Linked DNA regions of Homo sapiens: region 2 is linked to region 1. Evidence: chromatin contacts called from ENCODE Hi-C or POLR2A ChIA-PET data. All regions are on one chromosome and are shown on one strand. The core of a region is the stretch at or near the end of the contact, and the rest is flanking DNA. Distances in the headings are between cores, read along the strand shown. Region 1 overlaps FOXP1 (forkhead box P1). Region 2 overlaps FOXP1 (forkhead box P1).

The links. Hi-C counts contacts between places; a loop is a spot of excess contacts on that map. ChIA-PET counts read pairs that join two places held with the same protein, here RNA polymerase II (POLR2A). Pooled maps may share reads with other maps.
Region 2: a loop to region 1 is called in a pooled map, with 2.1 times the contacts of the local background. The contact joins two enhancer-like sites. A Hi-C loop is called at or near these places in 2 of 50 pooled maps. POLR2A ChIA-PET finds 5 or more read pairs at or near these places in 2 of 52 experiments (PC-3 and activated CD4-positive, alpha-beta T cell).

What each region holds. Positions count from the first base shown.
Region 1 is chr3:71,390,769-71,394,477 of GRCh38, reverse strand. The region is part of intron 3 of FOXP1 (forkhead box P1); the gene reads left to right. Among named protein-coding and RNA genes, the nearest start is that of FOXP1-AS1, 100 kb to the right of the region's middle. RefSeq lists an enhancer at 2,146-2,225. Within about 2 kb of position 2,002, at least 4 of the 41 ENCODE cell types and tissues checked have a DNase peak (open chromatin) inside an H3K27ac peak, as active enhancers do.
Region 2 is chr3:71,030,152-71,033,860 of GRCh38, reverse strand. All of the region lies in intron 11 of FOXP1 (forkhead box P1), which reads left to right. Among named protein-coding and RNA genes, the nearest start is that of FOXP1-AS1, 260 kb to the left of the region's middle. Within about 2 kb of position 1,690, at least 11 of the 41 ENCODE cell types and tissues checked have a DNase peak (open chromatin) inside an H3K27ac peak, as active enhancers do.

The DNA of each region.
Region 1 (3,709 bases), core at 753-3,252:
TCATGGTGGGTATAGTTACCTTTTTCCCTCATTGGTTCCTAGGCATTGCTTCACACTCACAGATAACCTGTTTGACCTTTTCTTCTAAGGTCTGGGATGTATTTAAGAACAAATGACCACTGCCTATGGAATTCTTTCTTCTAGATTTTTTGTCCAATAGCTGAATTGGATTTGAAATAGGGGAGGCTTAAAAAGGAGAGTTGACTGTTGGTTTTAAAAACGTATCTCTAAAGAGGACTCATCATTGTTCTGAGAAAACAAAAATCCGGGACTTCTAAAAATAACTGCTGATTGCCTTGGAGTTGGGCTGGTGCATATGAACAATTTACATTCTGCTCTTTGGGAGCTGGTGACTCTTCTGGAAATTGGGGCTCTTTTAGTGGACATTGTTGATGCAGGCATAGTTGGCTTTTGTTTCCATGTGCTTCTCAGAAACTCTTGCTCTGCTCCGCAGACATTTGTATGTGTCAAAGAAGTATATGGGGCTGAGTGCAGTGGCTCATGCCTGTAACCCCAACACTTTGGGAGGCCGAGGCTGGAGGATCACTTGAGCCCAGGAGTTCAACACCAGCCTGGGCAACACAGTGAGATCCCATCTCTACAAAAAATTTAAAAAATGAAAAAGAATCAGATGGGATGAGAGAGTCCATAGGTCAGGTTCTCCAAGAGTAGTTTTCAGGAGCCATGTAAGTGGCCCTAGAGATTCTGAACTTTAAAATGTTAAAACTGCTTTGATTTCACAGACACCCTTTCAAAAGATTATCTCAGATTACTGGAAGACTTTCTTGTTAAGTTTAGAGAATTTTGCATTTTGCTTAGAAATCATTTTCAAGTTTTATTAGAACATTTACTAGCAATGGTGCTAATTATTTTAAATATGACCCTGGAAATGGGCTATGTCAGCTTGAAAAGACTATTTTTAACGGAATTTGGTTTTAAAGGCAGGTTTTATAGACATTATAGTAATACCGTTGTTATCTAATTAGCATCCACTGCGTAAATGTACATGATATTAGAGAGGCAAGTATACATAAAATTATAAATTGTGACATTTTATGAGTTTTTTTTTTATTATGAGTCTTCTATAGTCATCATTACTTAACAGTGTGAAATGTGGTCTTAGACATTACATCATGTAAAGACCAGGAGACAAAAAAAAACTGAGGATCAATTTTTGATTATAATAAAGTTTTAGTATGAGGCATTTCTGAATATGTGTCATGAATATGAGTCATGATTTTCACACCAAACCTGACCTATTATGATTATGCTTCAACTTCATGGGGTTTTCAGTATTTAAATTCTAAACCCAATTCTAAGGTTTCAAAATGATTCACATTCAAACCTACTTTTATGTTTTATAATTAAATAAGAAAATATTGCTTATACCTACATTTTTATTATTCTTGGGCATATTATAATTATTTCTTTAATTTCACCAATAAAATAGCCCATTTCTTCATTAGTAAATTATCAGGCTATCTCAATAAAAAAATTAGTTTGAATGTGGCTTGCCATCTCAAAGAGTCATTTCAGTTTGGAATTTTCTCACTTTTTTCATTTGTTCTTTTTGTAAAATGTGAAGATACTTTCTAGGTAAATTAATCCCTTCCAAACGGTAAAATAACTTTCTTCTTGGAAAGAGTTATTACAGTCTTATTCTTTACAATCTTAAATACCACTTAGGTTAGCGTGAACAATACATGAAAAAAATTACACTAGTTAAAAAAAGAATGATTGCGACCTAGGCCAAGTGCATTGCAATTATATGTTCATGGAAAAGTGAGCTTTCTACTGGGAAGAGCACGATATAGATGCCCATGAAATTTCCAAAGTTTAAGTATTTTTGTAAATTAGGTTGTTCCTAGTTAAACAGGTGGCTTTAAAGGCTGGTTTCACTGTTGTTTTAATCATAGTTTAGTTACCATGGAGAAATATGCAAGTTAGCATTTATACACAGAAGTGAAATTTATGCTGCATAGATAATAGCCTAAATTTAGCTTGACTTAAGTTTACCACTTCCTTTTTTTTAAACAAAAAGAATAGTAATATATCACATATATCCATTAACAAGTTAATTTCTTTAAACGCGACTGTTATATTTTTAGAGAATTTCTTTTCTTAAGCCTCAGACACCTCTGTCACTGTGACCTCTTCCAGTGCTGAGTATAATGTAACATATTACATCAGATTTGCTCTAATTGTTTCACCCTTAGGTTTAATAAAACACTTTGCTGAGTTTAAAATCAGTTATGTGGTGAAAAAGTAATGTTTGGACACATTGCATCTAGTTGAGTTTTATAAAGGACTATTATTTTCTACTGAAAATCTTTAGGAAATGTGCCATGCTGATAGGACCAATCTGATATCATAACCCAACGATAATTTTGATTAGATATGTTTTCTAAAGAAAATTCAGAGACAGGTCTATTTCTAATGAACTGTTTTGATCTTAATGCCTTCTTCACTGAGTAATAGATTTTTCACTCTGAATTAAGATGTTCGTCTGTGTGGAATCCAGCATCCGTGAGCTGTCTTTCCTGCTTTACCCTGTACCCCTGAACGAAGGCTAAGTTTTCAAGGACAAATGTAGTAAAAGTGTCCTGATCCAACATGAGGTCCCCCAGCACAGAGAGAGAGCAGCAGATCCCTTTCAACACCAGCTGTTCTCACAGATATAGATTGCTGCAGTGAAATTTTCTTAATATAATTCAGGAAGCTCTAGAGAATTCTCCAAAACAACTGTGCCAACAAGGAAAATGTTGAATTTTTCATCAGCTGCCCAATGCTGAGAGTTAGTGGGCAATCCGTTCATTCATGACCAGATGTTCAGTGTAGTAACGCTCCGCAGTTAACTTGAACCTTGTGGCCTGTTTACCATTGGCTGCAAGGACATTGGCAGCAACCTGGCATTGGAGAATTGAGGCCCGCACAAGCGAAAGACCGAAGTGTGTGTCTGTGGCTTCCTGGTTTTCACCAGCGACCAGACAAGGTAGGGAATGATGAAAGAAAGGAAAGACATCACATCAATCATTTTGGAGGTGGGAGAATTTGCTATATGATTGTGTCTTGGGGGAACAGTAGGCAAATTCTTAAACTCATTTTTATTTGGAAAGAAAGGCAGTCTTTGTTTATTTAGTTAGGCAGATTTTTCAACCTATGTCTAAACCATGAAACTTTTTGTAGTGGGGGCAAGTAGGCATGGGTGGTTAAGACAGTAAGAAAAAGATTTCTAAATTTAAACTGGAGGAAGTCAATAAAATTGACTCTTAATATTGAAACCTGACAAAGTCCAATCTAGAATTGGAAATATGTGATATTTTTGTTTTAGGTGAGTGTTATTATTACAAGTGGAGAATACTTAGATCTTCCATTCATACAGATTCATCATTTCCTTCATATACATGTTTGGAGGCCATGACATTTTTGTGAGCTCTTTGAAGTAATGATGTTCAGCGGGAGGGGGAACTTAGATGGAGCAGGAGTTTTTGAACAAACAATTTGATTTTTTACTTTGAAAAGGATTTTGCCTGCAAATAATTAACAGTGTTTAATTCTGGATTTGCAACAGGCCAGGCCTGGGGAGGGCAGAGTTTGATAACGTGAGGCTTGTCTCAGATGGGGGGCTCATCTCTTCCTGACTACACGGCACTGCACAAGAATTTGAACTGTTTATTTCAAAGCAGCATGCACAAAGGAACTTTTAAAA
Region 2 (3,709 bases), core at 441-2,940, 360 kb after region 1:
TTGTACCCTAAACATGCTGCCTGTTGTTTGGCAGCCATCGTGCTTTGAAGAACTGTGATGTGTCTGATTGCTTAAAACCAATCACTTTTGGGACTTAGAAGTGGGAGAAAGGATTCTCTCAGGGCCATGTGGCATGGTGCCGTATCACCGCCTGTCATTCACACATGCAGGGAGGGCACCGGGAGAAAATCTTTAAAATATTGGCATGCCATAAGGGAAGGGTTTATGGGTTGTTTTTTTTTTTTTTTTTTTTTTTTTGACTGTTCACTTTGTGGGGTGATTAAACAAAAAAACCTCAGCCATTATTCTCTAACAGCTGTTGTGCCTTACCTCAATAAAGTGCCTTTTACCATAACACAGCATCTTTAGACTCTATAAATCTCTTTCTATTTATTGTGTTTAAATGATAAATGCTTTCCAATAAAATGACATCATGGGTCTGGAGAGTGATGTTCATTTTCTGAGTTACTCTTAAATTTGGTTGATTTGAATTTTTTTATTAGGATGTTGTATAATATGAATCTCAGCCACAGGCTATTCCGTGTCTAATGTGCCAGATTTCCCACCCAAAACCATCTTTGGACCCCCCATTTCTTTCACCTTGTAAGGTAGACATTCTTTTTTGATGCGCCGCTGCCGCTGATACAGGTTCTCTGCCAAATTCCTTTGTTGGCACCCAGGCATTTTGCAAGTATTTGCGCTTGAGTGGAAAGGCCTGTGTCCCCTCCTCCCAATTGTGTCTTAGCTTTCCTTAACATTTATTCCACACCAGGGGTGTGAGGGAAAGCATGTGGCAGGAGAAGAGTGAGAACCAGCCTTTTGGAAACTCTGATGGTATTGTCCATGGTACTCGGTTTTACTCTTTTACCTATAAAAAGTTGTTGTTGAATTGCACACCTTCACCACTTAAATTAGACAGAAGATTTTCTTTGATGGATATTGAAACCAACCAAAAGTGCAAAGGGAAGTCAAGGGCCTTCCCTTTGAGAGGAAAAGGGGCTTGGAAAAGTCCTATTCTTATAATAAATGACAGCTGGGAGTCTTATGCTCTTAAGCCAATACTGGAGCCAGATGAAGGGGGGACCTATGCTGGAGACTTAAGCGGATGTCATGTTCCTTTTCAAGATTTGCAAAGATGCTTTTTTGTGCAGTTATTCTGTTTTATTGCTGTGTTCGCACCAGTGTTACCCCGTGGCCTGGCTCCATAGGTCTTTCCGAGGGAGCTACCTCTCTGCCGACTGGCTCACTGGGGCAATGCAAATGAGTGCGTTAGATATGTACAGCATTCCTGAAGTTCTTTATTCCATACCCCTTTGTAATCAGTCAAGGCCTAAGTATATTATAAACTATATTCTCCTCATTAAAACAATAGTGGAAGCTCACAAAGGGAAATTGTTAATATGTGTTCCAGCTTGTCACTTCTGCCTGTGTGAATAAAGAAGATAACCGTTCCTTTGGGAAACTATTTCGGGAATTGAGCAACAGATACGCTAGCCAGAGAATTCTCTTAACTGTAATTTTCCTTTTTGTGTGTACTCTAAAATAACATCCTGTTGGGCTCCTCAGTGCCACTGCACAGACAGAGCACAATTGCCACAGCCCAGGTGGTGTTAATATGGGACAATCCCCCCGGGCACATGTCGCCAAGAGTTTTACAGCTTGTTCAGTGTCTTCATCCATATGGCAATCTGTCCCATTCACAGGAAGGCATCGGGGCTGCGCCGGGCGGGTACTGCGGTCAATGTAGTGTGAAGAGCAGGCCTCCACTCAGGCAGCCTCTGTTGTGCAGTTTGTTTTATTGTAGATCTGAGTTATGACGCACACACACTCACATGTACTCTCTCAACCAAGAAGAGATGCGAAAATAGCCTTGCTGGCTTCCTTTCCTCCCCCTTTATTTTTTGAAGCACGTGGTTAACTCAGCAGGTACAATTCTAGTGCATGAAACACACTTGGTTCATAGAAAGTCAGTTAAAAACACACATCCACATGGACCTTTCTGGCTGGGTGGTTGTGTGTTAACATAAGGACTCCATACTTGTACTAGGATTCTTCTAGAAATTAGTGGGTTTTGTTGTTCTTGCTCTCTCTTCCCCACCTCTTTTTTTGTTTTTTGTTTGTTTGTTTGTTTGTTTAGCATTTTCCATTGTGAAAACTATTTTGGTTGTCCAGTTTGGATTGTTGGTCTAATATTTGTGGTTTCTAAGTCTTAAAATGAAAGAAGAGAAAGAAAAAAGAAAATCATTATCCGCCTCAGAAATCTGAGAGTAAAACATTGGCTGGAGGTGTGAGAAGTGCAAAGAATCAAGAAAACAGAGATTTCCCAGTGCACAGGGTGAAAAATAGGGACTTTTTAAAAAGACACTTTGGAAAATTCACCAGGAGGCAAAAAGCCTTCTCCATTTATATACCCAAGGCTTGTTCTGCTTTTGTGTAACTATTTGTGTTCTTGTTTGGTAAACAAACAGACCCCATAGCAACTGTAGCTGATGATATTTATACTACCTGTAAGACTTCCCTAAACAAATAGACAGACTTTTATGACCTTCAAATTTCATTCCTTTTATAGTCTTCAAGGAAATCAGTCTAATGGCAAGCCGATCTCTCTCTTTCTCTCCATTGCTTTTTTTACAGTACTTTGAGATATGTCTTTGAAGGAGCTTTTGTGTATTGTGTATTTTACATCTTGGCTGTGAATGTTGAGTGTTTGAAGATGTACTATGGCAGAAGGAAAGAGGAAACCTGAAGTGTTTGTGCAAATGATGTGATATTTGCTTTCAAAGGAGTCATTTTAGTAATCAGTGGAATTCTGGGTCATACATCCAAAAAGCGAACACTCCACCGAAATCATGACCATAGACCTGAGAATCAGGCGGATATCTATGTCTGTGACTCTACTTTCATGTCTGAAATATTGATAGAAACATTGTGGTACATATGAGCCCCTATATTCAACTTAAATTTTTCCATATGAGTCAGATTTATGACAAGAACAAGATGTCTCGTGTTAAAGATCAGTGTGAGAGAAAAATGGCAGTTTACTTTAATTAGAAAAAAATTGACACCAAGAGCTGGAATAATCCAGTGGCGTTTGAATAAATTAGAGGACTGTACAGACAGAAATAAAAAGAAACTCAACAAGGATAAATGGGAAGTTGTCCAAAGTGCAAGAAAAAATGTGTTCCTCAGTGGGACAGAAGTCACAGGACACTTCCAAGGTATATCCATTCAACCAAACTTACCAAGCTCAAACCACAGGCCAGGTGTGGTCCTAGTGTGGGAATGTAGCTGTGAGCTCCACAGCCTGTCCTCAGGGAGCTGACACTGCAGTAGAAGGGAAATAGAACAAACAAATCATTTACACAAGAACGGTTAAGTTCTGGAAACAGAAAAAGTAGGAAAGGGAGTAAGTATTATTTGTGGGGCTGAGGTTACTGTTGGGGTAAGTTGGTCTGGCAAAGCCTGTAGGTGGCCCTGGAACAAACGTGAATAAGAAAGGGAAGACCCCCTCCAATCTAAGGGCACATCAGAAGCAAAGGCCCTGAAGCAGAGGCAGGCATAGAAGATATTTGGCTGCGTTATGGACCATACTGGTTTCATGTCAGGCCACTGTGTTGTTTGGTGGTATTTAGCCTCCTATCAGAACCCAACATGATTATCACAAAGTAGGTGTTTAATAAAATCTGCTGAATTAAAGGTAGAGAAGGGT